Linked DNA regions of Homo sapiens: region 1 is linked to region 2. The links are chromatin loops, found by intact Hi-C in ENCODE. Cell type or tissue: heart left ventricle. All regions are shown on one strand. Links, peaks and the distances in the headings refer to the core of each region. The heading gives the core; the rest is flanking DNA.

Evidence for each region. Hi-C counts contacts between places; a loop is a spot of excess contacts. Peaks named below come from ENCODE experiments on the same cell type or tissue, not always from the same donor. Only the 100,000 strongest peaks of a DNase experiment are listed, where the experiment ranks them.
Region 1: a loop joins it to region 2, with 5 times the contacts of the local background. A loop is called at or near these places in 2 of 110 quality-filtered maps.

What each region holds. Positions count from the first base shown.
Region 1 is chr10:32,810,097-32,825,746 of GRCh38, reverse strand. CCDC7 (coiled-coil domain containing 7) reads right to left here. Exons shown (of 44, transcript NM_001395015.1): 32 at 11,294-11,377; 33 at 1,143-1,229. Among named protein-coding and RNA genes, the nearest start is that of SNORA86, 84 kb to the left of the region's middle. In heart left ventricle, for the core only: no CTCF peak of the experiment used is centred there; no DNase peak of the experiment used is centred there.
Region 2 is chr10:33,011,393-33,027,042 of GRCh38, reverse strand. All of the region lies in intron 2 of ITGB1-DT (ITGB1 divergent transcript), which reads right to left. It also overlaps the pseudogene MTND4LP11. Among named protein-coding and RNA genes, the nearest start is that of ITGB1-DT, 37 kb to the right of the region's middle. In heart left ventricle, for the core only: no CTCF peak of the experiment used is centred there; no DNase peak of the experiment used is centred there; H3K27ac peaks cover 2,140 bases.

The sequences.
Region 1 (15,650 bases), core at 4,916-12,915, 200 kb after region 2:
CTTTATCGGTGTTCTCCACACTATTAGAAGTAGAGTCCTTAACATTTTTGTGTTTAATCACATTAAGCAGCCAACTCCAGAAACCCCAAAACCAACAAAAGAACTCCATCCTTAATATTCTGTTCCTCTAGAACCACTCCTGGTACCAAAATCTGTATCAGTTAGGGTTCTCTAGAGGGAAAGAAGTAATAGAAGATATAGATATAGATATATAGATAGATACAGATGATATAGATGGGAGTTTATTAAGTATTAACTCACACGAGGGCAGGAAGCATCCAGCACAGGAGAAAGATGTAGGCTGGGAGGCTAGGCCAGTCTAGTCTTTTCACGTTTTTCTGTCTGCTTTATATTCTAGCCATGCTGGCAGCTGATTAGATGGTGCCCACCCAGATTAAGGATGTGTCTGCCTTTCCCAGCCACTGACTCAAATGTTAATCTCTTTTGGCAACACTCTCACAGACACACCAGGATCAATACTTCGAATCCTTCAATCCAATCAAATTGACAGTATTAACCATCATAACACACAATCACTTTTGGATGAGAGTTGTTTTAACAGGGCTCTCTTTATCTGTTTCTTCCCCTTATGTCTCTGTTAAGCTCTCTGCCTCTATGGGTATAACACGAAAAATTAAGGAGAAGTGTGTCATTGTTTCACCACTAAAAATGCAGTAGTATAATTTTTGAACTTTATAACAAAACTAAAGTGGCTGAAACATTGTCAATTTGCCTGATAACATAACGATATGAGAGGGAATGGGTAACCGATGAAATCATTATCAGTTATATTCATCTTGTTATCATGTTCATAAGCTAGCAATTCTGCTTTTGCAAATACAAAGCAACTTTCCTAATTAGCCATAAATAGCAAATTGAACAGCATTTGAAATACATCTGCAAGCATATTCTAAGGTCACTATAGCATTAGACTTTTATGGATAACTTTTTAAATAAATGAGCCCTAAAGCTAATTTTCTATTGAGAATAATACTAGAGTTCAACTAATTATAGGAGGAAATTCATGAAGACTTTTTCTCACGTGATAATTACATATAGGTACTGTTGTCATTAGAGATACATACTTAAACTCCAGAGAAGATAGGAAACCATAAGTAGATTTTAAAAATTCTTATTCTTACCAGGGTAACTCTTTCTCTTTAACTGCGTCTTAATTGCATCATTTATTGTACCTCTCTCAGTTGTACTATGCAATCGTTCATCAGTCTCTATAAAAAAGTAAACAGATTTCAAAACACTTTTTTAATGTAAATATTAACATGTGTGTGTGCATGTGTCTAATACTATCATAATTAATATTCTTCATTGGAGTAGAATTATAATAAAGTGTCCAGATTGCAGCAACATAGGAATTCAAATTGAAAGGAAAATTAACAATTAACAATCATATAAGCCTCATTATATTGAGGCTTAGTTATATTTAGTGATTTGACCAAGACCATATAGCAAGTAATAACAAAACTGAGGCACAGACTTATGCTACCTTATTTCTTAACTATTTTTTCCATATAATGCAATCTCATATGCAAATTTAAATCACACTAGATAGTTTGTGGTAATAACATAACTTTCAAGTATATATTAAGAACATATATATGTTGTAGGGGTATATCTGGTGAGGTGGAACATCAATTTTTTTTCATAGTTGACCTATCTGCACACAATGGTCATCACAACTCACAAAATATAATAAAACAGAAGTTCCTTGACTCATCCAGAAATATTTTAATAGTCTATTTTAGGTGGTGTAACTATAATTCAAATAGGCATCAGTGATAAAAAAGAATAATAAATAACGCATGTAATGTGAAAAAAGTCTCTTCTCTCTGGTTCTTTTAGCAGGCGGACTTTACAGCTGGGAAGAAGAAAACGGGAATATTTGTAGTGGTACTAGCCTTAGGATTGTATTCCTTTTCATTTGAGTTTTATGTGATTTATACATTTTGTTGGATTTAGAAACTAGTATCTAGGTATAATGATGGAAAAACTAAAAAATCTACTAAAGAGAATTTCATATTGAAAAACAGATAATTAGAACTGGTAAACCTGGTTTATTAAACCTGAAGTTTTTTGTGTCAAAGTTGGTTTTAGCAGAGCATGTAATGGTAGTTGGACACCTGTAATGATCCTGAACGACAGAGTGGAAGTCTTGCTTTGGAAAATTGGCTGAGCCCATTATTAATGTTAAAATTTGCACTATTATCATGGCAGCCCAAATATACCACCAATATAATTCAAATAGAGGCAGAAACCAGATTACACATCATTGTAAAAATGCATTATATTGGCCAGGTGCAGTGGCTCATGCCTGTAATCCCAGCACTTTGGGAGGCCGAGGTGGGCAGATCTCGAGGTCCCAAGTTCGAGACCAGCCTGGCCAACATAGTGAAACCTTGTCTCTACTAAAAACACAAAAATTAGCAGGGCGTGGTGGCGTGCGCCTTAGTCCCAGCTACTTAGGAGGCTGAGGCAGGATAATTGCTTGAACCTGGGAGGCGGAGGTTGTGGTGAGCCAAGATTGCATCACTGTACTCCAGCCTGGGCAACAGAGCAAGACACCATCTCAAAAAAAAAAAAGCATCATATTGGACAAAACGAGTTTTCAATAATTCAATAACAACATTTTGTAAAAGTAATAGCTATATGCAACAGAAAACTGAGGAACATTAACAGATGTATTTCAGCTCTTTTGTCTTTCTCTTACAGATATAAGTAAGAAAGGCTGATTCATTTGAACTAAGAAATCAGAGGATTTTTAGATAAGCAGGGAGTCAATGAGTAGAGCATTTTAGAGTTAAACACTACGAATACAAAGTTATGTGCTGGAGAAATTTATCAACTAGTAAAAGTCACAATTTTCCTCCCTTACATTATTATCCTGTTGCTTTAAATTTTACAAAATCTTATCCTGCTTAGAGTTCCTGAGCTTTTAAAAATGTGTATATTTTTAAACCATACTATTTTTCCATTTAAAGTGTCCAATTCAATGCTTATTACAGAAATGTGTATTACCTCAGTCAACTTTATAATCTTTTTCACATTTACACTAATTACATTCTACTGAGATACAGAAACATTACTCCTTTATATATACCTTTATTCTCTTTCCCCAGTTTTTGTGCTACTGTTATACATATTATACCTGTAAATATTAAGGACAATGTAATAATTATTGTTATAATTATTTCTTTGTATAACTTTATGCCTTTTAAATAAACTGAGAAAAGAAAGAAGATCAAGTACATGTTTATAGGATTTGTTACATGAACACACTTATTTACATTTTTTGGTTATTTTTATTCTTGCTCTGTATTTATCATCCAGTGTTATTTTCTTACAGTGTTACATCACTTCTCCCTCCAATCACCTTTGTGATGCTATCATGAATATATTACATGTTGATATGTTATATGCCCAATGATACAATTATATAAATTTTTTATACAGTTGTCTTTTAGATAAATTAAGAAAAGAAAGAAGGTGGAATATATATTTGTACATACTCTCTTTTGCAATTATAACATTTAACTCATACCTTTTTTAGGGGGCTTCAAATTACTGTCAGAGGTCAGCTTTAGCCTGAAGAAATTTCTTTAGAATTTCTTGGAAAACAGTTCTGCTAGAAATGAAATCTCTCAATTTTTATTTAGTAATTTCATATTTCACCTTTTCTGAAAAGCAGTTTTGCTAGCAATAAAATTATTGGTTGGTAGATTTTTTTTTTTCAGCACTTTTATTTATTGTTTTGTTTGTTTTTCTTTTTTTGTTATACTTTAAGTTTTAGGGTACATGTGCACAACGTGCAGGTTTGTTACATATGTATACATGTGCCATGTTGGTGTGCTGCACCCATTAACTCATCATTTAACATTAGGTATATCTCCTAATGCTATCCCTCCCCCTACCCCCACCCCACAACAGGCCCCAGTGTGTGATGTTCCCCTTCCTGTGTCCAAGTGTTCTCATTGTTCAATTCCCACCTATGAGAGAGAACATGTGGTGTTTGGTTTTTTGGCCTTGCGATAGTTTGCTGAGAATGATGATTTCCAGCTTCATCCATGTCCCTACAAAGGACATGAGCTCATCCTTTTTTATGGTTGCATAGTATTCCATGGTGTATATGTGTCACTTTTCTTAATCCAGTCTATCATTGTTGGACATTTGGGTTGGTTCCAAGTCTTTGCTATTGTGAATAGTGCCGCAATAAACATACGCGTGCATGTGTATTTATAGCAGCATGTTTTATAATCCTTTGGGTATATACCCAGTAATGGGATGGCTGGGTCAAATGGTACTTCTAGTTCTAGATCCCTGAAGAATCGCCACACTGACTTCCACAATGGTTGAACTAGTTTACAGTCCCACCAACAGTGTAAAAGTGTTCCTATTTCTCCACATCCTCTCCAGCACCTGTTGTTTCCTGACTTTTTAATGATCGCCATTCTAACTGGTGTGAGATGGTATCTCATTGTGGTTTTGATTTGCATTTCTCTGGTGGCCAGTGATGGTGAGCATTTTTTCATGTGTCCGTTGGCTGCATAAATGTCTTCTTTTGAGAAGTGTCTGTTCATATCCTTCGCCCACTTTTTGATGGGGTTGTTTTTTCTTGTAAATTTGTTTGAGTTCATTGTAGATTCTGGATATTAGCCCTTTGTCAGATGGGTAGATTGTAAAAATTTTCTCCCATTCTGTAGGTTGCCTGTTCACTCTGATGGTAGTTTCCTTTGCTGTGCAGAAGCTCTTCAGTTTAATTAGATCCCATTTGTCAATTTAGGCTTTTGTTGCCATTGCTTTTGGTGTTTTAGACATGAAGTCCTTACCCATGCCTATGTCCTGAATGGTATTGCCTAGGTTTTCTTCTAGGGTTTTTATGGTTTTAGGTCTAACATTTAAGTCTTTAATCCATCTTGAATTAATTTTTGTATAAGGTGTAAGGAAGCTATCTAGTTTCAGCTTTCTACATATGGCTAGCCAGTTTTCTCAGCACCATTTATTAAATAGGGAATCCTTTCCCCATTTCTTGTTTTTGTCAAGTTTGTCAAAGATCAGATAGTTGTAGATATGCAGCATTATTTCTGAGGGCTATGTCCTGTTCCATTGGTCTATATCTCTGTTTTGGTACCAGTACCATGCTCTTTTGGTTACTGTAGCCTTGTAGTATAGTTGGAAGTCAGGTAGCGTGATGCCTCCAGCTTTGTTCTTTTGGCTTAGGATTGACTTGGCAATGTGGGCTCTTTTTTGGTTCCATATGAACTTTAAAGTAGTTTTTTCCAATTCTGTGAAGAAAGTCATTGGTAGCTTAATGGGGATGGCATTGAATCTGTAAATTACCTTGGGCAGTATGGCCATTTTCACAATTCTATTGATTCTTCCTACCCATGAGCATGGAATGTTCTTCCATTTGTTTGTATCCTCTTTTATTTCACTGAGCAGTAGTTTGTAGTGCTCCTTGAAGAGGTCCTTCCTGTCCCTTGTAAGTTGGATTCCTAGGTATTTTATTCTCTTTGAAGCAATTGTGAATGGGAGTTCACTCATGATTTGGCTTTCTGTCTGTTATTGGTGTATAAGAATGCTTGTGATTTTTGCACATTGATTTTGTATCTGGAGACTTTGCTGAAGTTGCCTCTCAGCTTAAGGAGATTTTGGACTGAGACAGTGGGGTTTTCTAGATATACAATCATGTCATCTCCAAACACGGACAATGTGACTTCCTCTTTTCCTAATTGAATACCCTTTATTTCCTTCTCCTGCCTGATTGCCCTGGTCAGAACTTCCAACACTATGTTGAATAGGAGTGGTGAGAGAGGACATCCCTGTCTTGTGCCAGTTTTCAAAGGGAATGCTTCCAGTTTTTGCCCATTCAGTATGATATTGGCTGTGGGTTTGTCATAGATAGCTCTTATTATTTTGAGATATGTCCCATCAATAACTAATTTATTGAGAGTTTTTAGCATGAAGGTTGTTGAATTTTGTCAAAGGCCTTTTCTGCATCTATTGAGATAATCATGTGGTTTTTGTCATTGGTTCTGTTTATATGCTGGATCACGTTTATTGATTTGCATATTTTGAACCAGCTTTGCATCCCAGGGATGAAGCCCATTTGATCATGGTGGATAAGCTTTTTGATGTGCTGCTGGATTCAGTTTGTCAGTATTTTATTGAGGATTTTTGCATCGATGTTCATGAGGGATATTGGTCTAAAATTCTCTTTTTTTTGTTGTGTCTCTGTCAGGCTTTGGTATCAGGATGATGCTGACCTCATAAAATGAGTTAGGGAGGATTCCCTCTTTTTCTATTGGTTGGAATAGTTTCAGAAGGAATCATAACAGCTCCACCTTTTACCTCTGGGAGAATTCAGCTATGAATCCATCTGGTCCTGGACTTTTTTTGGTTGGTAAGCTATTAATTATTGCCTCAATTTCAGAGCCTGTTATTGGTCTATTCAGAGATTTAACTTCTTCCTGGTTTGGTCTTGGGAGGGTGTTTGTGTCAAGGAATGTATCCATTTCTTCTAGATTTTCTAGTTTATTTGTGTAGAGGTGTTTATAGTATTCTCTGATGGTAGTTTCTATTTCTGTGGGATCAATGGTGATATCCCCTTTATCATTTTTTATTGCGTCTATTTGATTCTTCTCTCCTTTCTTCTTTATTGGTCTTGCTAGTGGTCTATCAATTTTGTTGATCTTTTCAAAAAACCAGCTCCTGGATTCATTGATTTTTTTGAAGGGTTATTTATGTCTCTATTTCCTTCAGTTCTGCTCTGATCTTAGTTATTTCTGGCCTTCTGCTAGCTTTTCAATGTGTTTGCTCTTGCTTTTCTAGTTCTTTTAATTGTGACGTTAGGGTGTCAATTTTAGATCTTTCCTTTTTTCTCTTGTGGGTATTAGTGCTATAAATTTCCCTCTACACACTGCTTTGAATGTGTCCCAGAGATTCTGGTATGTTGTGTCTTTGTTCTCATTGGTTTCAAAGAACATCTTTATTTCTGCCTTCATTTCGTTATGTACCCAGTAGTCATTCAGGAGCAGGTTGTTAATCCTGAGTTACTTAATCCTGAGTTTTAGTTTGATTACACTGTGGTCTGAGAGACAGTTTGTTATAATTTCTGTGCTTTTACATTTGCTGAGGAGTGCTTTACTTCCAACTATGTGGTCAATTTTGGAATAGGTGTGGTGTGGTGCTGAAAAGAATGTATATTCTGTTGATTTGGGGTGGAGAGTTCTGTAGATGTCTATTAGGTCCACTTGGTGCAGAGCTGAGTTCAATTCCTGGATATCCTTGTTAACTTTCTGTCTCGTTGATCTGTCTAATGTTGACAGTGGGGTGTTAAAGTCTCCCATTATTATTGTGTGGGAGTCTAAGTCTCTTTCTAGGTCTCTAAGGACTTGCTTTATAAATCTGGGTGCTCCTGTATTGGGTGCATATATATTTAGGATAGTTAGCTCTTCTTGTTGAATTGATCTCTTTACCATTATGTAATGGCCTTCTTTATCTCTTTTGATCTTCATTGGTTTAAAGTCTGTTTTATCAGAAACTAGGATTGCAACCCTTGCCTTTTTTTGTTTTCCATTTGCTTGGTAGATCTTCCTCCATCCCTTTATTTTGAGCCTATGTGTGTCTCTGCACATGAGATGGGTTTCCTGAATACAGCACACTGATGGGTCTTGACTCTTTATCCAATTTGCCAGTCTGTGTCTTTTAATTAGAGCATTTAGCCTATTTACATTTAAGGTTAATATTGTTATGTGTGGATTTGATCATGTCATTATGATGTTAGCTGGTTATTTTGCTCGTTAGTTGATGCAGTTTCTTCCTAGCCTTGACAGTCTTTACCATTTGGCATGTTTTTGCCGTGGCTGGTACCGGTTGTTCCTTTCCATGTTTAGTGCTTCCTTCAGTAGCTCTTTTAGGGCAGGCCTGGTGGTGACAAAATCTCTCAACATTTGCTTGTCTGTAAAGGATTTTATTTCTCCTTCACTTATGAAGCTTAGTTTGGCTGGATATGAAATTCTGAGTTGAAAATTCTTTTCTTTAAGAATGTTGAATATTGGCCCCCACTCTCTTCTGGCTTGTAGAGTTTCTGCTGAGAGATCAGCTGTTAGTCTGATGGGCTTCCCTTTGTGGGTAACCTGACCTTTCTCTCTGGCTGCCCTTAACATTTTTTCCTTCATTTCAACTTTGGTGAATCTGACAATTATGTGTCTTGGAGTTGCTCTTCTCGAGGAGTATCTTTGTGGCTTTCTCTGTATTTCCTGAATTTGAATGTTGGCCTGCCTTGCTAGATTGGGGAAGTTCTCCTGGATAATATCCTACAGAGTGTTTTCCAACTTGGTTCCATTCTCCCTGTCACTTTCGGGTACACCAATCAGACGTAGATTTGGTCTTTTCATGTAGTCCCATATTTCTTGAAGGCTTTGTTTGTTTCTTTTTATTCTTTTTTCTCTAAACTTCTCTTCTTGCTTCATTTCATTCATTTGATCTTCCATCACTGATACCCCCTCTTCCAGTTGATCAAATCGGCTACTCAGGCTTGTGCATACGTCGCGTACTTCTCGTGCCATGGTTTTCAGCTCCATCAGGTCCTTTAAGGACTTCTCTGCATTGGTTATTCTAGTTAGCCATTTGTCTAATTTTTTTTTCAAGGTTTTTAACTTCTTCGCCATGGGTTCGAACTTCCTGCTTTAGCTCAGAGTAGTCTGATCATCTGAAGCCTTCTTCTCTCAACTCATCAAAGTCATTCTCCATCCAGCTTTGTTCCGTTGCTTGTGAGGAGCTGCTTTCCTTTGGAGGAGGAGAGGCACTCTGATTTTTAGAGTTTCTGTTTTTTCTGCTCTTTTTTTTCCCCATCTTTGTGGTTTTATCTACCTTTGGTCTTTGATGATGGTGATGCATAGATGGGGTTTTGGTGTGGATGTCCTTTGTGTTTGTTAGTTTTCCTTCTAATAGTCAGGACCCTCAGCTGCAGGTCTGTTGGAGTTTGCTGGAGGTCTACTCCAGACCCTGTTTGCCTGGGTATCAGCAGCGGAGGCTGCAGAACAGCGGATATTGGTGAACAGCAAATGTTGCTGCCTGATCGTTCCTCTGGAAGTTTTGTCTCAGAGGAGTACCTGGCCATGTGAGGTGTCAGTCTGCCCCTACTAGGGGTTGCCTCCCAGTTAGGCTACTCGAGGGTCAGGAACCCACTTGAGGAGGCAGTCTGTCCATTCTCAGATCTCCAGCTGCGTGCTAGGAGAACCACTACTCTCTTCAAAGCTGTCAGACAGGGACATTTAAGTCTGCAGAGGTTTCTGCTGCCTTTTGTTTGGCAATGCCCTGCCCCCAGAGGTGGAGTCTACAGAGGCAGGCAGGCCTCCTTGAGCTGCGGTGGGCTCCACCCAGTTTGAGCTTCCTGGCTGCTTTGTTTACCTACTCAAGCCTCAGCAATCGCAGGCACCCCTCCACCAGCCTCGCTGCCACCTTGCAGTTTGATCTCAGACTGCTGTGCTAGCAATGAGCGAGGCTCCATGGGCGCAGGACCCTCCGAGCCATGCGCAGGATATAATCTCCTGGTGTGCCATTTGCTAAGACCATTGGAAAAGTGCAGTATTAGGGTGGGAGTGACCCGGTTTTCCAGGTGCCATGTGTCACCCCTTTCTTTTACTAGGAAAGGGAATTCCCTGATCCCTTGCACTTCCCGGGTGAGGTGATGCCTCACCCTGCTTCAGCTCACACTTGGTGCACTGCACCCACTGTCCTGCCAACACTCCCAAGTGAGATGAACCCGGTACCTCAGTTGGAAATGCAGAAATCACCCATCTTCTGCGTTGCTCACACTGGGAGCTGTGGACTGGAGCTGTTCCTATTTGGCCATCTTGGCTCCACCGCTCTTTCAGCACTTTTAATATACAACACCACAGCCTTCTGGACTTCAAAAGTTTCTAATGCTGAGTCAGATGTTAATCTCACTGGGGTTCTCTTCTACGGGATGAATTGTTTTCCTCTTGATGCATTGTACATTTTCTCTTTCTTTTTCAACATTTTTACAGTGATTAGTCTGGTCATGGATTGATTTGTATTTATTCTACTTAGATTTAATAGAACTCAGATGTATAGATTAATATTACCTAGTAAATATTTTTCAAAGTATTCAGCCAATTTTCTTCAAATATTTTTTCTTATTCTCTCTCTACTTGGAAGACTCTCCTTCTGGTATTCCCATTATATTAAGTTTGCTTACTCCTTCTGACATTTCAAATCTTTTCTTGACCCTGTAATGAATTTTCCCTTGTAGTTATTTTACCTTTCAATTCCAAATATTAATTTGGTTCTTTAAAAATTTAATTTACATCACAATGTTGACATCTATTTGATAAAAGATTGTTATTGTACCTTCTTTTTCTTCTTTGAGAAATGTTTTAATTATTTGATGATATTATTATTATTATTAGACTACTTTGTAATCATTGTCTGCTAAATCTAACGTGTAGGACTCTCACAAGCAGTTTTCCTTGCCTTTTTCCTTGTGTTTGGGTTACAGAGTACTGTTTCTGTGCATGTCCTAAATTTTTTTGCTAAAATATGGACAATTTAGATAATGTATTATAGCAAATCTGTATGTTGATTGACTCTTCCTTTTTGTGGGGCTTGTTGTTTTTGTTTGTTTGCTGCTTGTTGTTGTTGTTGGTGGTGGGGTGTTTGTGTATGTGTGTGATTTGATAGAAGTATTTTCCTAAAGTCTCTTTCCTCTACAGTGTAAAGTCTCTTATGTTGCTTTTTGAGGGCATCTCCTTGGGCATGCAAACAGTTTCCCTCGGATGACAGTGGTTTTAGCAGGGCACTCTTTGAATGTCTCTTTCCATTATTTATTTGTTAAAATGTCTTCTTTTGGTATCACACCAACGGTCATAGAGAAGTGTGTCTAACACTGTAACCCCAGGACTAAATTCAGTTGTGTAATCTCTGAAAAATATAACTAAATAACTTTATTGCAGCTGAGATGTTACAAACTTGACTGATATTTTTACCATATAGAGTCAACTGGTAACCAATAAAATTACTATCTGTTATATTCATCTTCTTATCACATCCATCATCTAGCCCTTCTGCTTTTGAAAAGCTAATTTTACATTGCTAGTTGAAACTAGAGTTGAAATATTATAGAGGGGAATTCATAAAGACTTTTGCCTATGTAATAATTCATAGGCACTGTTCTCCTTAAAGATGCACACTTAGTTACACTCCAGAGAATATAAACTAACCAGAAATACTAAATGTGTAAAGTTTTTGTTCTTACCAGGGAGACTCTTTGATCGTGTCTTGAATTCATCCTTTAGTATATCTCTTCCAAATGCATCTGTCAATTGTTCTATATCAGGCCCTATAGAAATAAACAGGTATCAAAACACTGTAAGGTAATCATTTATACACAAATGTGACAGTGTGAGTGCATGTACATATATGTGTGTGTGTTACTAACTTAAAATATTTGTGGCTGGGCACGGTGGCTCACGCCTGTAATCCCAGCACTTTGGGAGGCCAAAGTGCAGGTGGATCATGAGGTCAAGAGATCGAGACCATCCTGGCCAACATGGTGAAACCCCGTCTCTACTAAAAATACAAAAATTAGCTGGGTGTGGTGGCGCATGCCTGTAGTCCCAGCTACTTGGGAGGCTGAGGCAGAAGAATCACTCAAACCCAGGAGTCGGAGGTTGCAGTGAGCTGAGATCATGCCACTGCACTCCAGCCCGGTGACACAGCGAGACTCTGTCGCAAAAAAGAAAAAAATAAATGAAAATAAAAATTGTATTTATAGAAGAATTAAAATGAAATGTCTGGATTGGAAAATAACAAAAACCTTAAAAAGGAAAGGATGTTAACAATTATATAAGCCAGACTATATTCAGGCTTAGATATGTTTAATGAATTGAAATATCATATAGCCAGGGAAAGGTAAAACTGATGCACAACCTGATGCTGCACAATTTCTTAACCAGTAATTGTTCTATACAATGCTATTTCTTATGCAAATTGAAATCATCCTAGGGACATTATGATGATAATGTATCTTTCAAGTTTACACTAAAAATATACCCAACCTGTAGGTATGTACTATGTGAGGTGGAACATTTTTTTCCATAGGTCAAGCTGCAAACCATGGCCTCATTAGTCACAGAAACTTCTCATGAGGCAGAAATTATTTGATTCATTGAGGAATATTTCTTTCCCCTTTTTACGTTATGTAATTGTAAATTCTTTAGATATTGGTTATGAAAAACATTACAAGATATTTGTAAAACTGAGAAAAACTGCCCTCTGAGGTCCCTTGAACATGAATCAAGGAGGTAATGGTCAGATTTGCAGCACTATCAGAATTGTTATTGGATCCGTTTCCATTTAAGTTTTTATGTGGTTTGATATTTTCCTGGAATTAGAAACTACTAAGTTCAATGAGATAAAAACGTATAAAAATTATTAAAAAGAAATTCATATTGAAAAGGGGATAATGAGGATTGGTGACATAAGGTCAACATTGGGCTTAAGATTCTGTGGGTAGAATTGGCTCTAGCAGAGTATATAACTATGGTTGGACACTTGTCATAATCCTTCCATTGTATTGTAGAGCGGTTTGTTGTTGTTGTTGTTGTTGTTGTTGCTGTTTTGGGAAAATTGGTGAATACATGAATAATGTAAATGGTTGCATTATGACACCAGCTGCTCAAATATGCCACAACTGCATTCTATACTGAGCACTGCCTCACTACCAAAGTAAAAAGTGATCCATAAGATTGAGCAGAACAAGTTTTCAGTAATCAAGTAACAATATAAGAGATATAGCGACTCAAAACTGGAAACATCGGCAGATGTATTTTAGCTTCCTTTGTTCTTTCTTCAACTGATATATCAAAGAAGGACGGGTTCATTTGAAATGAGCAAGCAAATGATCCTTACACAATCAGGGAAAAAAATGAGACCATCTGAGGAAATATTGGGTTAAATACTAGAAATTAAAAGGTATGTGCTGGAGACACTTATAATTTACTAAGAGTTACAATCTTTCTCCTTCACAATATCCTCCCTTTGCTTTAAATCTTTTAAAAATGTTTTTCTGCTTGAAGTTCACTGAGTATTTTAAATAAGCTATCTAAAATCTTAAATTCTATGGATTTTAATACATTCAGTAATGTCTGTCACCATCATCACAGTCAAGTTTAAAAAGTACTTTAAATTTATACTAAATTCCAGTGAAATATAGAAAAGTAACTCCCATATAGCTGTATTCCGTTCCCCATTTTTGTGCTATTGTTATACATAGCACATTTGTAAATAATAAAGACATGGTTATAGTTGTTGTTATAATTATTTCTTTATATAATTTTATGCTTTTTTAAAAAGCTGAGGCAAGAAAGAAAATATATATTTCCAATTTGTATTATATTAACCTTCTTATTTATAATTTCTGGTTCTATTAATTTGTTCCTGTGGTTTCAGATTATCATATCTTGTCATTTTCTTTTTTGTTAATACATAATATTTGTGCCTATTTATGGGGTACATGTGATATTTGGTTATATGTATAGTGTGCATAAAAATCAAGTCAGATTATTTAGAATATCACCTCAGCGATTTATCATCATTCAGTATGATGTTAGCTGTGGGTCTGTCATATATGGACTTTATTAGTTTGAGGTACATTCCTTTTATGCCTAAGTTGTTGAGAATTTTATCATGAAGGAATGTTGAATTTTATCAAATGTTTTTTCTGCATCTACTGAGGTGATTATATGGTTTTGTCCTTCTTTCTGTTGATCTACCTTGTTTATTGATTTGTATATGTTAAACCACCCTTACATCCGTGGGATAGATCCAACTTGATCACAGTGCATTATCTTCCTGATATGTTGTTGAATTTGGTTTGCTAGCATTTTGTTGGGGATTTTTATGTTGATGTTCATCAGAGATATTGACTTGTACTTTTATTTTTTTATGTCCTTGTCTGGTTTTGGTATCAGAGTAAATGCTGGCCTTGTAGACTGAGTTACAGAGAATTCCGTCCTCTTCAATTTTTTGGAATAGTTTGAGGGGAATTGGTGTTAGTTCTTTAAAGGTTTGGAAAAAATTGGCAGTGAGGCCATCTAGTCATGTGTTGGGAACATTTCTAGACCTCTCTCTAGCTATTCTGAAATACAAAATACATTGTTATTAACTATAATCAATCTCCTCTGCTACGGAACTTTATAACTTATTCTTTTTATCTAACAGCACGTTTGTAGTACCCATTAACCAGATTTTCTATTTCTTCTTAATTCAATCTTGGTAGGCTATATGTGTCCAGAAATCTATCAATTTCCTCTAGATTTTCCAGTTTATCAGCGTATAGTTGTTCATAATATTTTCTGATGATCTTTTGTAATTCTGTGGTATCAGTTCTATCTCCTTTTTCATTTCTGATTTTGTTAATTTGTATCTTCTATCTTTTTTTAAGTTAGTCTACCTAGTGGTTTATTAATTTCATCTTTTTAAAACACCAAGTTTTGATTTGGTTGATCCTTTGCTTAAGTATCTATTTCACTTAGTTCTGCTCTGATCCTTTTTGCTTTTCTTCTATTAATTTTTGTTGTGATTGGTTTGTTTTTGCTTTTCTAGTCTCTTGAGGTGCATTGTTAATTTATTTGAAATCTTTCTACTCTTTGATGGAGGTGTTTATTGCTATAAACTTCCATTTTTAGCATTGCTTTTGTTATATCCCATAGGTTTTGATATGTTGCATTTTCATTTTCATTTGTTTCAAGCATTTTTTGATTTCCTTTTTAATCTCTTCATTGATTCAGTGATCATTCATGAGCACTTTGCTTAATTTCCATGTGTTTGCACAGTTCCCAAAGTTCCTCTAGTTTTTGATTTCTAGTTTTAATCTGTCATGGTCTGAAAAAATACTTGATATGATTTTGATTTTTAAAAATTTGTTAAGACATCTTTTGTGGCCTAACATATGGTCTAACCTGGAGAATGTTCCATGTGCTGACGAGAAGAATGTGTGTTCTGCAGTTACTGAAGAAAATACTTTGTAATTATCTGTTAGGGCCATTTGGTTTAAACTGATGTTTAAACTCAATGTTTCTTCGTTGATTTTCTGTCTAGACAATCTGTCTAATGCTGAGAATGAGGTGTTGAAGTTTCTAGCTATTATTTTATTGGACTGTCTCTGTCCCTTTAGATTTAATATTTGCTTTATATATCTGGATGCTTCAATGTTGGGTGAATATAAGTTTAAAATTGGTATATCCTCTTTCTGAATTGATCCTTTTATCATTATATAATAATTATCCTTATCTCTTTTTATTGTTTTTGACTTAAAGTCTGTTTTATCTGAAATAAGTACAGCTACTCCTGCTCACTTTTGTTTTCTGTTTGCATGGAATATTTTTTCCATTCCTTCACTACCAGTCTATATGTTTCTTTACAGGTGAAGTGAGTTTCTTATAGGCAGTATACAGTTTGCTCATGTTTTTAAAATCCATTCAGCCATTTTCTGTTTACATTCAAGAATAATATTGATATGTGAGAACTTATTCCTATTGTTTTCTTATTTTCTGGTTGTTTTCTTTATCCTTTGTTTCTTTCTTTCTCTTGTGTTGTTTATCATTGTGGTT
Region 2 (15,650 bases), core at 4,575-12,574:
ATGGGAGGAACCCCATTACCAGAATGCAAATAAAAGTACAGATTGATGTTCCTGCCTGGTAGTTCTGTTAAATTACATGCCTGTTGCTTTTTGCTGTTTAATTTCATATGGCCATCCTTCTGTCACTTACCTTGGGCAGAAACTTATGGAGACAATAGACAATCTTGGCAGAAACTGAAGAGAAACTGTTGCCAGGGGGTGGAAAAATGGATATAGCTGACAAATTACAGGGTTGCCTATTCAGTCATGAGAATTGAAACAAGTCTGTGAATCAACGTATGAAAAGGATGCTTAATAAGATGGGAGAAGTCTCTTTAACACCTGTTTCTTCTGCAATTGAATGCCCTAATGCCAATCACTCACAGTCTGGATCTACTCTCCAAGCGGAAAATGATCTCATCTCTTTTTCTTTAAGGATCGAAGCAGCAGACCAGGGTCTATTTTTAACAGTCCTGGGAGCAACAACCATGGCATTGGCTGCTAGGAAAGATTGTCTTAGAAGGTCTGGCCTGAGGCAGTAGGGAAATCAGAGCCAGGAGAGAGGGAACCAGAGAGATGTTGAGCTTGTATAAGCACAAGCAGATGAAATTACTGCATGAAATAAAAGTCTGAATAAAAGGTGAACTCATTTTACTCTGAAAGTTACTAAGCCTTGGATTGTAAATGCCAAGATGAGGAGGAAGAGGCTCGGCCAATGGTTTTTATTGCAATCCATTATGGTAATGGAAAAATCTTCTTTTGAACTGTAGCTGTCCGTGTTGACCTTGATAAGGTGGAAATTCAGGCTCATTTATTGAGAAAGAAGGATTCAAAGTAACTCAGCCCAGAGCTTTCCGCATTCCCCTGTGACAGGACCTCCTTCACATAGACCAGGCAATGAAATGTTCATGAAAGCTGATTTCTGTCCTGCATTTCTCCAAAACTTGAGGGTTCCTCAGTACAAATGCTGTGGAAATTGTATTTAATCAGAGACCCTCACCGATCTGTTTTATTCGTTTCTGTGTATGTCAGCCACCACTGTGGAGAGCAGTATCATGATTGTCTTGACCTCAGAAATGTATTACCTATGCTTTCTTTTAGCTTTTATATTTCTCCAGGGATGAATGATGCATCTAGAACACATTCCCAAATAGTTTACAACTTCTCTTAAATAAAACTCAGGTTTTTTACTATATTGTAGGCAAGAATTTCTGCCTGATTATTGACTTATACTTGCTAAGAGGTTATTCACTGAGATGCTGATATCTTTAAGGACTCCTAGGTATCAGTATCACTTAATTATTTCTCCCAATGCTTTACAGTAAGGGAGAGAGCCCTTAGATGAAAGGAACCTGGGGAACCAGAATTGCTGCATGGCCAAATACCCCATCGGACTATGACCTGAATGAGAAATAAACTTTCTGTGCCTTTAAGCTACTAAAAATTGCAGATTGCTCCGTACAAGTAGTTAACCTATCTATCTCACTTAATTATTTCTCCCAACATTTTACAGTATAGGGGGAGAGGCAAACAGGAAAGCAAATTAAAAAGATGCAATGTCGTATTATAATAAAATACCATAAAGAAGGTTGTGGGTGCATGAAGAAGGCAGTAACTCATTCTGTTTGGGGGAGGAAGTTCAAGGAAGGTGTTCACAGAGAAGAGATGTCTGAGCTGGTCTTATGGTGGAGGAAAAGCTGGTCTTATGGTGGAGGAAAAGAGTCTCAGAAAGGAAATGACATTTGCAAAGGCCCAAAGGTGTGAACGTGTGAGACATATTCAAAGAATAGCCAGTAGTCCGGTGTGGTCAGAGTGTTAAGTGCACAGGGCAGGGAAGGCGAGAGGGCTGAGTGCTGAGCAGCAAGAGATGAAACCTGAAAGGTAGGTGAGGGCTGGACTGTGTAGCGTGTCGTAGACATTGCCAAGGGCTCAGAACTTCTTTTGCTAAGAGAAGAGAAACTGCTTGGCTTAGCAGTTGCATTCTTCACAGCAGGTGGGCATCACTCGGTTCTTACCTATAGGCTTGTTGGGCCCCATAGGCCTTCTTATCATGTTCTTCAAACCCATTCATTTTCCTCTTGGGCACCCAGGAAGACTACATTGCACAGCTTCCCAGACAATTATATGGACGCACTGTGACTAAGATCTGGCCAAATGAAATCTGAGCAATGCAATGGGCACCACTTCCAGAATCTTCCAGTGAAGACCACTAGGACTTCACAAAATGGCAGAGGCACTAGGTGGAAGAATCATGGGGTCCTATGATCACTGCATGGGAGGCTGTCCACCAAATACCCAATCAAACTCTGACCTGAGTCAGAAATAAATGTTCTGGCCAGGCATGGTGGCTCACGCCTGTAATCCCAACAGTTTGGGAGGCCAAGGTGGATGGATCACCTGAGGTCAGGAGATTGAGACCAGCCTGGCCAACATGGTAAAACCCTGCCTCTACTAAAAAATACAAAAAATTAGCTGGAAGTGGTGGTGCATGCCTGCAATCCCACTTACTCGAGAGGCTGAGGTAGGAGAATCGCTGGAACCCAGCAGACAGAGGTTGCAGTGAGCCAACATTGCACCACTGCTCTCCAGCCTGGGTGACAGAGCCAGGCAAGAAAGGAGAAAGAAAAGAAAAGAAAAGAAAGGAAGAAGAGAGAGAGAGAGAGAAAGGAAGGAAGGAAGGAAGGAAGGAAGGAAGGAAAGACAGAGAGAGAAGGAAAGAAAGAAAGAAAAAGAAAGAAAGAAAACAAAGAAAGAAAGAAAGGAAAAGTTATATGCCATTAAGCTATTAAAAATTGGAGGTTGTTCATGATAGTAGTTAACCTATCCACTAATTCAATAGGTGAGGAAGTTCTCAGAGAAAAGACAGCTGCTTGCCAATGGTATCCCAATGGGATAAAAACCAATGGCACCTGCTCACTTTTCTCCAGGAGGGTGTGGGAGTCCTGCACAAGCCATAGCACCAGATTGTCCCCAATTCATTGGCCATAGGTGCACCGTGGTCCTCTCATTCTCCCAGCCCTGATTGACTACTTCCATAAGGCAGTACAGAGCCAGCTCCAAAGAACCAGGTCTCCAGGCAGGGTTCCTAAGGGTCACAGAATACTCAGTTCTTGTTTCCATCAAAAGCAGGTCAACATCCTTAGGAAGTTCCTTCCTATTTTCAGCACCCTAGGGCAAGAAAGTCTAGAATGTAAATGTGCCTATGTTTAAAACCTAATCATGGCTGACTTTAGATTGAGACTTCCAAAGCAGCAGCCTAAAACTAATACTCATTATAGCACTTATTTAGTCTCCATTCTAGCCTTGGGACTTGCCTATAAATGGCTCCATAGAGGATTAGAGTGAGTTGAATAGGGTAATTAATTTAAATTAAATTATGTTGACTCAAATTATAATTACTCGTAATTACCAATAGGCCTTCTATTTATAATAATATTATTCTAGCTTTCATTATATCTTTATTAAAGATACTAGTTTACCAATTCCACCTAATATCTTCACTACTACGTCTAAAAGGCATAATATTATAAATGTTTATCATGGGACTCTCATCATCTTAAATTTACACTTCACCCGAGCCACCAAGATAATAATCATTCCTCCAGTCTTCACAGCCTGTGAAGCTGCTGCAGGCCTAGCACTACTAGTAATGGTGTCTAATACTTATGGTCTAGATTAGATATGGAATTTATTTATTTATTTATTTTTATTTTTTAGTAAAGATGGGGTCTTGCTCTGTTGTCCAGGCTAGTCTCAAAACCTGGCCTCAAGTGACCCTCCTGTCTTGGCCTACCAAAGTGCTGGGATTACAGACGTAAGCCACCACAACAGACCTCTGTACAGCACGCAAATCTCCTTCAATGCTAAAAATTATCAAACCAACAATAATACTTTTACCAGTGATGTGATATTCCAAGAATTACATAATCTGAGTTCATACAACTGTGCACAGTCTACTAATTAGCCTGGTTGGATTATTTCTCTTTAGCCAATACAGTGAGAAAAGTCTAAACTTCTCATTTATCACTTTTCTGATTCATTATCAACACCCCTTTTAGTATTGACAACCTGATTTCTCCCCCTAACAATCATGGCAGCTGGTATGCTGGGACCTGAATAGCCCCTAGCTGGGAGGAGCCTCTAAGAATATGAAAGGTTCTGAGGCTCAGTCTTTGCTACTCCTCCCCTTGCTCTTCCCATTCACATCATTCAGGGCGTCAGCTATGTTTGTATATGACTCTCCCCAAGGCCACTCTTGACTTTATTTAAATTCGGTTTAATCTATATAGTAATACATTTATTTAGGCAATGTTTGGGAAACTTGATATATAACAGATCTAAGCTCAGTGCCTTCCTGGTAACAAATCGGAATGCGATTTACAGGAAATTCTTCTACCAGGCACATCTGAGATAGATGTGAAGAAATGAGAGTAGTAAAAGAATGAAAAGTCAAGGATGAGAAGGAAACCTCATTTGGAATTTTAACACTTGCCCGTGATGGGTTTGTAACATGTGGCTTTAATAGCTGTTTTCCTGAATGTGATATTTAACGAGAGCACGATTACTTTTGAATCCAGAGACTTAGGCTGATACTGACAAATCATTTAGGATTGGTCCTAAAAGATTTCCTTATCTGGGTGTAAATTCAGAAATTTGAATCCCTTCCACAATATGATACTTCAGGTTTTTATATTCCCAGGTTCTGGGTGAAAGCGTAGCACGGCAATTCAGAGCAAACTGGGAGTGCCTCTAAAGGAATGTAATTACTGAACACGCTGTGATTGGATCACCTTCCTGTCTGCAATATTCTTACGTTAAGCTTTATGGTCTCACAAGTTACAACTGGCATCAATTTAATGAGTTCTTTCTTGAAGAAACCCATAACATCATTTCACACAGCCTTTATGATTTGCCATCTTTGAAAATTCTGCTAAAGTTCTTTTCATTAATAGCCTCTTGAAGACTTAGACAAGATGGTATGGGAAATTCCGAAAAGAGAGAAGGAGAGAGAGAGTGCTCTGGAGGAGGAATCTGGGAAATAATCTGCAATTTAACATCCTGGAGTCAGACAGACTGCCTCAGGTAAAATCCTGGCTCCACCACTAAGCAGCTGTAGGACCTTGGACAAAACAATCTCTCTGTGCCTCAATTTCCTTTTTTTTTTTTTTTTTTTTGAGATGGAGTCTCGCCCTGTCACCCAGGCTGGAGTGCAGTGGCTCGATCTCAACTCACTGCAACCTCTACTTCCCGGGTTCAAGCTATTCTCCTGCCTCAGCCTCCCGAGTAGCTGGGATTACAGGAGTGTGCCATCACGCCCAGCTAATTTTTGTATTTGTAGTAGAAACGAGGTTTCGCCATGTTGGCCAGGCTGGTCTCAAACTCCTGACTTCAGGTCATCCACCCGCCTCGGCCTCCCAAAGTGCTGGGATTACAGGCACGAGCCACCACACCCAGCCTCCATTTCCTTCTTTATCAAAAGACTCATAACAGTATCTGCTACATGAGGCATGAAGATTATATCATTTGTTCATAAGTATTCATTTTCTTCTCCTCTTTTTGAGATTTCCCTGTAATTAGCCTCATCTCACTGATTTGGGTTTGGCTATGTCACTTGTCAAGAAGGGGCACAAGCAGGTAAATGATTTGCCTTGTCTAAGCAGAGGTTGTTAGGGGTGTTGCCCATTCATTCCCAGTATCCTCATATTCTTTTTTTTCCCAGAGTATTATTCGGGGGGTACCTATGCAGGTCTGTTACCTGAGTATATGTGTAATGGCAAGGTTTGGGCTTCTAGTGTACCCATCATCCAAATGGTGAACACTGTACCCAATTAGCCACCATGCCTGACTAATTTTTGTATTTTTAGTAGAGACAGGGTTTCACCATATTGGGCAGGCTGGTCTTGAACTCCTGACCTAGGGTGATCCTCCCACCTCAGCCTCGAAAAGTACTGGGATTATGGGATGAGCCACCGCACCTGACCACAGATTGCATTCTTTATTCACAATTATTTGAACTCTTTCTGCCATTGCCAACCGTCTCGACAGATGGAATGTACTGTTCCTTCTCGTTCTTTTGTGACTCGATTTGGCCAATGGTACAAGATTGGATGGGATGTTTTTCATGTCTGAGCAGAAGGTTTCAGAGGCATTGCAACCAGCTCTTTTGCTGTCTCAGGGAGTGGCTTCAACCTGGTTTTTGGAATGAAAACATAAAAGCCCAGCCCAGCTCAGGGGAGCTGCAGCTGACCCTCAGTCCTAATGTAGTATGAGTGTCAAATCAATATTCGTTGTAATCCACAGAGATATTGAAGATGTTTATTACAACAACATAAGTTAATAATTGAGAATATTTTGAGGATTTGTTGCAATCACACATACTTAGTACAATGCCTGGCACATCCCATGTTCAAAATTAATGTTAAATCATGTCATTGGTGTCCTCTCTATAGCATCATTTACCCATCGCAGCTCTAGAAGAATTAGCATTCTTAAATATTTATTGAATTATTGAAGGTGAATTATCGAAATTTATACCTTTTATAAAGTTTTATAAAGTTCAATAAGATGAATAAAATAGAAAATTATTTATCTTAGGAACGCTTTTACACTGTTGGTGGGAGTGTAAATTAGTTCAACCACTGTGGAAGACAGTGTGGCAAGTCCTCAAGGATCTAGAAGCAGAAATACCATTTGACCCAGCAATCCATTACTGGATATATACCTAAAGGATTATAAATCATTCTACTCTAAAGACATATGCACATGTATGTTTATTGCAGCACTATTTACAATAGCAAAGACTTGAACCCAACCCAAATGCCCATCAATCATAGACTGGATAAAGAAAATGTGGCACATATACACCATGGAATACTATGCAGCCATAAAAAAGAATGAGTTCATGTCCTTTACAAGGACATGGATGAAGCTGGAAACCATCATTCTCAGCAAACTAACACAGGAACAGAAAACCAAACAACTCATGTTCTCACTCATAATTGGGAGTTGAACAATAAGAACACATGGACACAGGGAGGGGAACATCACACACCAGGGCCTGTCACGGGGGTGGGGGGCAAGGGGAGGGAGAGCATTAGAACAAATACCTCATGCATCCGGGGCTTAAAACCTAGATGATGGATTGACAGGTGCAGCAAACCACCATGGCACATGTATACCTATGTAACAAACCTGCACATTCTGCACATGTATTCCAGAACTTAAAGTAAAATAAAAAATAACACTAACAAAAATAAATAATAATAAATAAATAAAAAGAAAATCATCTCTCTAATTCTTATAAACCCTATGAGACATGTCGTAAATTGTCAGTGACATATTTGATCTATATCTGAACTATCTGGACTGAGGAAACATATTGTGAAGCATAGCTTAAAAACAACCAGTTTATATTTTTGCACAAAATTTCTCGCTCTTCCAAAAAGTTTTCTCATATGAGAGAGTGCTGGGACTGTAAGAAACTCTTCACCAGTGGGGTTTCTTTTTGGTAGTAGATAGTCAGTGAAATTGAATCAGATTTAGATTCTAATCAAAGACACTTTGAGAACCCCACCTCAGAGCAAGAACACAGCAGTTTATCTTAGGTTTTTAGAGCTTTCCCTCAGGCTGGCTCTGGGATGCTGTTGGTGAATTCTAAGATAAGCTATTTTTGGACATTAAAAGGTTTCTACAAATAATGGAGAGCTTATTTTAAAGCTGTAATTATGAGGCAGAAACAGTGATAAACATGGATGATAAAAATCATGCAGGGTTTACTTGGGGCTCTTCAAAAATGAAGATGGCTCCTTAGAAGGGCGGGTGCTTTTAAAATTTGAAATGTTCCCTCGACAAACAATGGAAGTCTCAGCGTGAGCAAAATGCTTTTATGAACCTCCTGCATTTCGAGGCCTGTAAATTTGAAACCAGCATTAAGATAGGCCTTAAGAGATGATGGTTTTGCTTTTTTTAAAAGTTATGATTAATACTAATTTTAAGATTTTCTCACATTTATACAGCGAATTTCATGGAAAGTACTTTCACATGCATTTTGCTGTTCTTGCCCACAGGAACCCCAGGAGCCAGGCTACAAAGGCTTCATTATCATCTCAGACAGCAAAGTATGAGCTCAGGGAGGTTGAAAGTTGCATAGCTAGTAAGAGGCGGGATGGCTCATTTTGCTTCAAGACCGTTGCTCTTTTCTCCATATTACCAAACCTTAATAAAAACTTATCAATTTACTTCCAATATTTAAATTAAAAAATAATTTTTTAGAAATGGGGTCTTGCTATGTTCCCCAGGCTGGTCTCAAACTCATGGCCTTAAGCAATCCTCCAGCTTGGCCTGCCAAAGTGCTGGAATTACAGGCATGAGCTACCGTGCCTGGCAGACTTCCAGTATTTAAATGGCAGAATAAAGCTATCAATGCCTCCTTTCCTCTGTCCTCCAGAAACACAAGAGGCAGAGTTGAATAATGGATCACCATTATCCCATCTGCCCACAAGGCAGGGTAAAGGCAAGGGGGTGTGCATGGCCAATGGCAATGCAGCTGCCAATCTCTGCTGGGCAGAGAGAAGAAAAAGAGAGCTCACTCACACATACCACTCTGCAAAGAGGAACTTCACAAGGAAGTTAGATGGCTCCGTCCTCTGCCTCACATTCACCACCGATAATTGCTGGTTCAGGAAGCCCATACTAATGAAGACGAGTGCTATGGAAGTATCACAGGATCTATAGAAAGACACTGCAAGAAGAAAGGCAGAAAGAAATGGAGGAGAGGAAGCTGGGGGAGGTGGAGGAGATTGACAAATTTAAAAGCAGTGAAACTTACAATCATGGCGGTAGGCGAAGGGAAAACAAATATCACGAAAACAGTATCCCACAGACCAGTTAAAAACTAGCATCAATATCTCATCACAAACTCACAAGAGTTTAAAGCCAAATGATAAGGGAAGATTAGATGGAATAATAAGAGAATTATGAAGGTGACTTCAGAAATAGCACGAAGGGCCTAGACACTGCTGAAAACATAGCAAGAGACGTGGAGGACAAGAGTCAGAAGAGTGAGGAGGTGAAATGGGAGTAGATGAGAGCTGGAAAGGGTTAGAGAAAAATAACAAATACAAATGATAGATTAATGAGATCCAGAATTAATAGAAGGCTTGGGTCTAAATCTTAAATGGCACCTCTTATTCTAGGAAAAGCATTTTATCAAATTATCAACACTGAGACATATTCCAGTAGAGCTAATGGATACCAAAGATAAAGAAATAATTCTTGACAACAGAAATACTATATAAATAACAAAATTTCAGAGATAAAGGGGATAGAAAGAGGAAAATACTGTAGGTTTAGAGATTTCCTTATATCCTATAGCCAAGCACCAGTGCTGATAAACCAACAAATTTAGGTTTATTTAATTATATAAATATTAATACTAAGAAAAATAGCAAAAATCAAACAAAATCATGTAGTAGAGGGAAGGCTGGGGTTAAGTGGAAATCATTGAATTCAACATTGATTATAGTAATAAATAAACAAATGATAATCAGAGAAATAGAGTCATTATATAAGGCATACTATATTCTTATAAAAACAAACCGCTAGAGAAAATTTAATTTTTCACATTATCACAAAAAAGAAAAAGAAAACACTGATTACACAGTGAAAGAAATTAATGCATCAGTAAAAACAGGTAGCATATCATTAATTATAAGATGTTATATTGACTTCTAGAAATTTATATTACAAATATATACATGTGAAATTATGTAGGTACAAAGATGTGGACCGCAGAATTGTTTGTAATATCAAAATACTGGGAACAATTTAAAAGTCTGTCAACAGGAAACTGATTGAATAAATTATGACATATCCATGAAGCAGAATATTATACAGCAGTCAAAAAGAATGGCTTCAATGTAATATTGCTAGGTTTAAAAAATAATATTTAGAACTAACATTGTACAGTATACAATCATTTGATGAAAAATCATATGTATTTATCTGTGTATGTGTAGTGTGGGTGTAGGCATATATTATCATCCCCGGAAGGTTAAAGAAAGGGTAAAAACAGATGTCCCCAAAGAGGGAAACTGGATCCTTGGGAAATGCGGGTAAGAAAGAAACACTTCACTGTGTACTCTTCTGTGGTTTATGGATTCTGTATGTGTGCAGGTTTTATCTAGTCGAAATCACAGAAATTAAATATTATAACTTATAAAAGGCAAAAATAACCTTACCAATTGATTGATCCTTGATATGGCTTAACTCTGTCCACCCAAATCTCATCTTGAATTTTAATCCCCATAATCCTCACGTGTTGAGGGAGGAAACTGAGAGGAGGTGATTGGATCACGGGGACTGTTTCCCCCATTCTGTTCTCGCCATAGTGAGTGAGTTCTCCCGAGATCTGATGGTTTTATAAGGCAGTTTTCCCTTTCTTGCTCACTTTCTCTTTCCTGTTGCCGTGTGAAGAAGGTCTTGCTTCCCCTTCCGCCATGACTGTAAGTTTCTCGAGGCCTCCCCAGCCATGAGAAACTGTGTCAATTAAACCTCTTTTCTTTATAAATTACCCAATGTTGGGTAGTTCTTTATAGCAGTGGGAAAACGGACTAATACAACCCTGTTATGCAAGTGCAGTTTATAATGAATTGGGAATGAAGAAGTTTGACCCAGAATAATTTCCTGCCTAGAACATCTCTGAGTATCCAATTTATTTTTGGGTCCCATTGGGAGATAAGGTTTCAGTTTGGCTTGGAGTCACTTAGAGCTTGACTTAGAGGGGACTTGGACAAGGGGATCACCGTCTGAACTAGAAACAGTCTAGATCAGCAGCCCAGGGCCTGCCTCAAGAGAAGGCTAGAGACTGCCCACTGTTGTGCCATGTGCCAACCAGGCAGAGAAACACCAAAGTCACAGTTGTAGTTAGACAGAGGTATGGTGTGTCCAGGAGCCTGCCAGTGCAGCCTGCAAGGCTGTTACTAAGTGCACTTTAATTTTTAACTTTTCTAACAGAAGTGGGAGCTGTCCCACTGAGAGTACACTCCTGCCAATGTCATGTGAAGTGAGAAAACATTTCTTGCTTTGTCTGTAGTTTGTGGATCTCTGAAGCCTTTCCTTTTCTAATAGATGACTAATAGATGGTTATGGTTAGACCAAGACCCGAGGGATGTTTTACATGAGGCTATTCCCACAGTGTGACTGTCCACAACATGCTCTTTCAAGGCATGGGAAAAAGAGTCACCACTGCCTAGGGAGAGAAAAGAATTAGAAGGGCAGCCTCCCCCTTGAGAGTTCAATGCAGTCCTTTAAGTCCAGCAATTGAATCTTTTAAAAGGCAGAACTCTGTTCTAATCAATCAAGCTTTCATTTCCTCTGGCAATACATTCCCCTTGGCACTCAAGAAATCAGAAACTAGAGCCTTGCACACGAAAAGTCAACACAGGATTTTCTGCTAAGTTGACTTGGTCTTACGAACCCACCCAGAATTTTCTGTCAGCAAGAAACCATCTATCAGTCCAAGTTTGTCACGTTAAATGGAAAAGATGTGGTTTGCATCCAGGACTTAAGGAATATAGTTTCTGATATGTTTGAGAAAAATTAAAGATAAGCAACAACCTCGAACATGTTTTTCAACCTGTCATTTCTGGTTATATAGTTTTGTGATGTCTGTGTCCAAGGTCTACTGACTAGACAGACATTCCAGGCCATACAGGTTCTGATCCTAGTTACTTAGCACAGCAAGTGGCTTTGCAGATGTCGTTGGCCGATAAAAGGCTAAAAAACCATGGGCATGATTCTAGTCTTTTGTCTTCCTCATTAGCACTTCGTGTGAAGTGATAGGAAGATTCCTTAAAATCAAACTAACTCATACACAGTGAAATTTATACTAAAAAACTTTTTTTAAGAGACAGAGTCAGCTGGGTACGGTTGCTCATGCCTGTAATCCCCACACTTTGGGAGGCCAAGGTGGGCAGATCACCTGACGTCCGGAGTTCGAGACCAGCCTGGCCAACATGGTGAAACCCCATCTCTGCTAAAAATACAAAAATTAGCCAGGTGTGGTGGCAGGCGCCTGTAATCCCAGCTACTCCGGAGGCTGAGGCAGGAGAAGTGCTTGAACCCAGGAGGTGGAGGTTGCAGTGAGCCGAGATCGCGCCATTTAACTCCAGCGTGGGGGACAAGAGTGAGACTTCGTCTCAAAGAAAAAAAAGAGAGTCTTGCTGTGTCACTCGACTGGAGTGCAGTGGTGCCATCATAGCTCACTGCAGCCTCCGACTCCTGCACTTAACTCATCCTCTCATCTCACCTTCCCCAGTAGCGAAGACTACATGTGTGCACCACCACACCCAGCTAATATTTTTTAATTTTTTGTAGAGACAGGGTATCACTGTGTTGCCCCTGCTGCTTTTGAACTGCGAGACTCAACCAATCCTCTCACCTTGGCCTCTCAAAGTGCTGGGATTACAGGGATAAACCACCACGCCCAGCCCACAAGACATTTCCCAGTGGATTTTTTCCCCAAGGTTTCCCACGGAAACTGTGTCCAGAATTGGTGGGTTCTTGGTCTCACTGACTTCAAGAATGAAGTTGCTGACCCTCGCGGTGAGTGTTACAGCTCTTAGGGGGGGACGTCTGGAGTTGTTCGTTCCTCCTGGTGGGCTCGTAGTCTTGCTGGGCTCAGGAGTGAAGCTGCAAATCTTCACGGTGAGTGTTACAGCTCATAAAAGCAGCATGGACTCAAAGAGTGAGCAGTAGCAAAACATATTGCAAAGAGCGAAAGAACAAAGCTTCCGCAGTGGGGAAGGAGACCCGAGTGGGTTGCCAATGCCGGCTCCGAAAGCCTGCTTTTATTCTCTTATCTGGCCCCACCCACATCCTGCTGATTGGTAGAGCCCAGTGGCCTGTTTTGTCCGGGCGCTGATTGGTGCGTTTACAATCCCTGAGCAAGATACAAAGGTTCTCCACCTCCCCATCAGATTAGTTAGATAGAGTTTCAACACACAGGTTCTCCAAGGCCCCACCAGAGCAGCTAGATACAAAGTGCCAATTGGTGCATTCACAAACCTTGAGCTAAACACAGGGTGCTGATTGGTGTGTTTACAAACCTTGAGCTAGATACAGAGTGCCGATTGGTGTATTTACAATCCTTGAGCTAGACATAAAGGTTCTCCACGTCCTCACCAGAGCAGCTAGATACAGAGTGTCGATTGGTGCACTCACAAACCTTGAGCTAAACACAGGGTGCTGATTGGTGTATTTACAATCCCTGAGCTAGATATAAAGACTCTCCACGTCCCCACCAGACTCAGGAGCCCAGCTGGCTTCACCTAGTGGATCCCGCACTGGGGCTGCAAGTGAAGCTGCCTGCCAGTCCTGCACCGTGCGCTCGCATTCCTCAGCCCTTGGGTGGTCGATGGGACTGGGCGCCGTGGAGTAGGGGGTGGTGCTCGTCGGGGAGGCTCGGGCAGCACAGGAGCCCATGGAGTGGGTGGGAGGCTCAGGCATGGTGGGCTGCAGGTCCCGAGCCCTGCCCCGCGGGAAGGCAGCCAAGGCCCAGCGAGAAATCAAGCGCAGTGCCGGTGGGCCAGCACTGCTGGGGGACTCAGTACACCCTCCGCAGCCACTGGCCCGGGTGCTAAGTCCCCCACTGCCCGGGGCCAGCAGGGCTGGCTGGCTGCTCCGAGTGCGGGGCCCGCCAAGCCCACGCCCACCCGGAACTCCACCTGGCCCGCAAGCGCCGCACGCAGCCCCGGTTCCCGCTCGTGCCTCTCCCTCCACACCTCCCTGCAAGCTGAGGGAGTGGGCTCCGGCCTTGGCCAGCCCAGAAAGGGGCTCCCACAGTGCAGTGGGGGGCTGAAGGGCTCCTCAAATGCCACAAAGTGGGAGCCCAGGCAGGGGAGGTGCTGAGAGCAAGCGAGGGCTCTGAGGACTGCCAGCACGCTGTCACCTCTCAAAACTTGTTCAGACAACATTTGAATTTACATAAGAGTAGAAAAATAATATTTTTGCACACATATTCCAAGAGCTGAATAGTCAATATTATTATGACATGGGTGGAGTTAGTACCTTTTTTTTTTTTTTTTGAGATGGAGTCTCACTCTGTTGCCCAGGCTGGAGTGCAGTGGTGCAATCTCGGCTCACTACAACCTCTGCCACCCAGGTTCAAGCGATTCTCCTGCCTCAGCCTCCTGAGTAGCTGAGAATACAGTGGCAGGCGCCACTGCACCCGGCTAATTTTTCTATTTTTAGTAGAGACAGGGTTTCGCCATCTTGGCCAGGCTGGTCTTGAACTTCTGACCTCGTGATCCATCCACCTCGGCCTCCCAAAGTGCTGGGATTACAGGCATGAGCCACCACACCCGGCCTGGAGTTTGTATCTTAACACACTGGTGTATGAATATTCAGTGGATAGTGAAGTCACACGGCCTTGGCTTCAGAACTGGCACCCACCCACCCTCACCACAACCACCAAGCTATGAAGAATGTGGGGTTGGGGAGACATTTGACTTTCTAAGCCTACAAAAGAGGGCTCTGAATAGCTGGTCTTCCCTCCCACCGGCCTGCTGGGAGAACAGAAGAACACGAGGTTTGCAGTTGTACTTGGTGTTGTCGTCACCATCTGGGCAGTTCCCAGTGGGAATAATTCTGGGCTCTTCTTGAGTCCTCTGCATCTGGTACATTACATGGCAAGTTCCTAGTTGGTTTCAATTCTCATTTTAAAATCTCTTGCCACTTTTATCATGAAACTTTTTAATAACTTGGTCGAAAACCAATATTCTTTCTTTTTTCTTCAACTTTTAAGTTCAGGGGTACATGTGCAGGATGTGCAGGTTTGTTACATGGGTAAACCTGTGCCATGGTAGCTGCACGGACCATCCCATCCCCTAGGTATGAAGCTCAGCACCCATTAGCTATTCTTCCTAATGCTCTCCTTCCCCCTGCACCCCCGTGCCAGGCCCCAGTGTATGTTGTTGCCTGCTATGTGTCCATGTGTTCTTATCATTCAGCTTCCACTTTTAAGTGAGAACATGCAGTGTTTGCTTTTCTGTTCCTGCATTAGTTTGCTGAGGATAGCAGCTCCCAACTCTATCCATGTCCCTGCAAAGGACATGATCTTGTTCCTTTTCATGGCTGCATATATTCCATGGGGCTATGTGCCACATTTTCTTTATCCAGTCTATCACTGATGGGCATTTAGATTGATTTCATATCTTTGCTATTGTGAATAGTGCTGCAGTGAACATACGCGTGCATGTATCTTTATAACAGAATGGCTTCAGTGAACACACGCGTGCATGTATCTTTATAATAGAATGATTTATATTCCTTTGGGTATATACCCAGTAATGGGATTGCTGGGTCAAATGGTATTTCTGCCTCTAGGTCTTTGAGGAATCACCACACTGTCTTCCACAATGGTTGAAATAATTTACATTCCCACCAATAATGTAAAAGCATTCCTTTTTCTTTCCAATCTTGCCAGCATCTGTTGTTTGTTTGTTTGTTAGTTTTTTGCTTTGTAATAATAGCCACTCTGACTGGCATGAGATGGTATCTTATTGTGGTTTCAATTTGCGTTTCTCTAATGATCAGTGATGTTGAGCTTTTTCTCATATGTTTTTGCCGTATGTATGTCTTCTTTTGAGGAGTGTCTGTTCATGTCCTTTGCC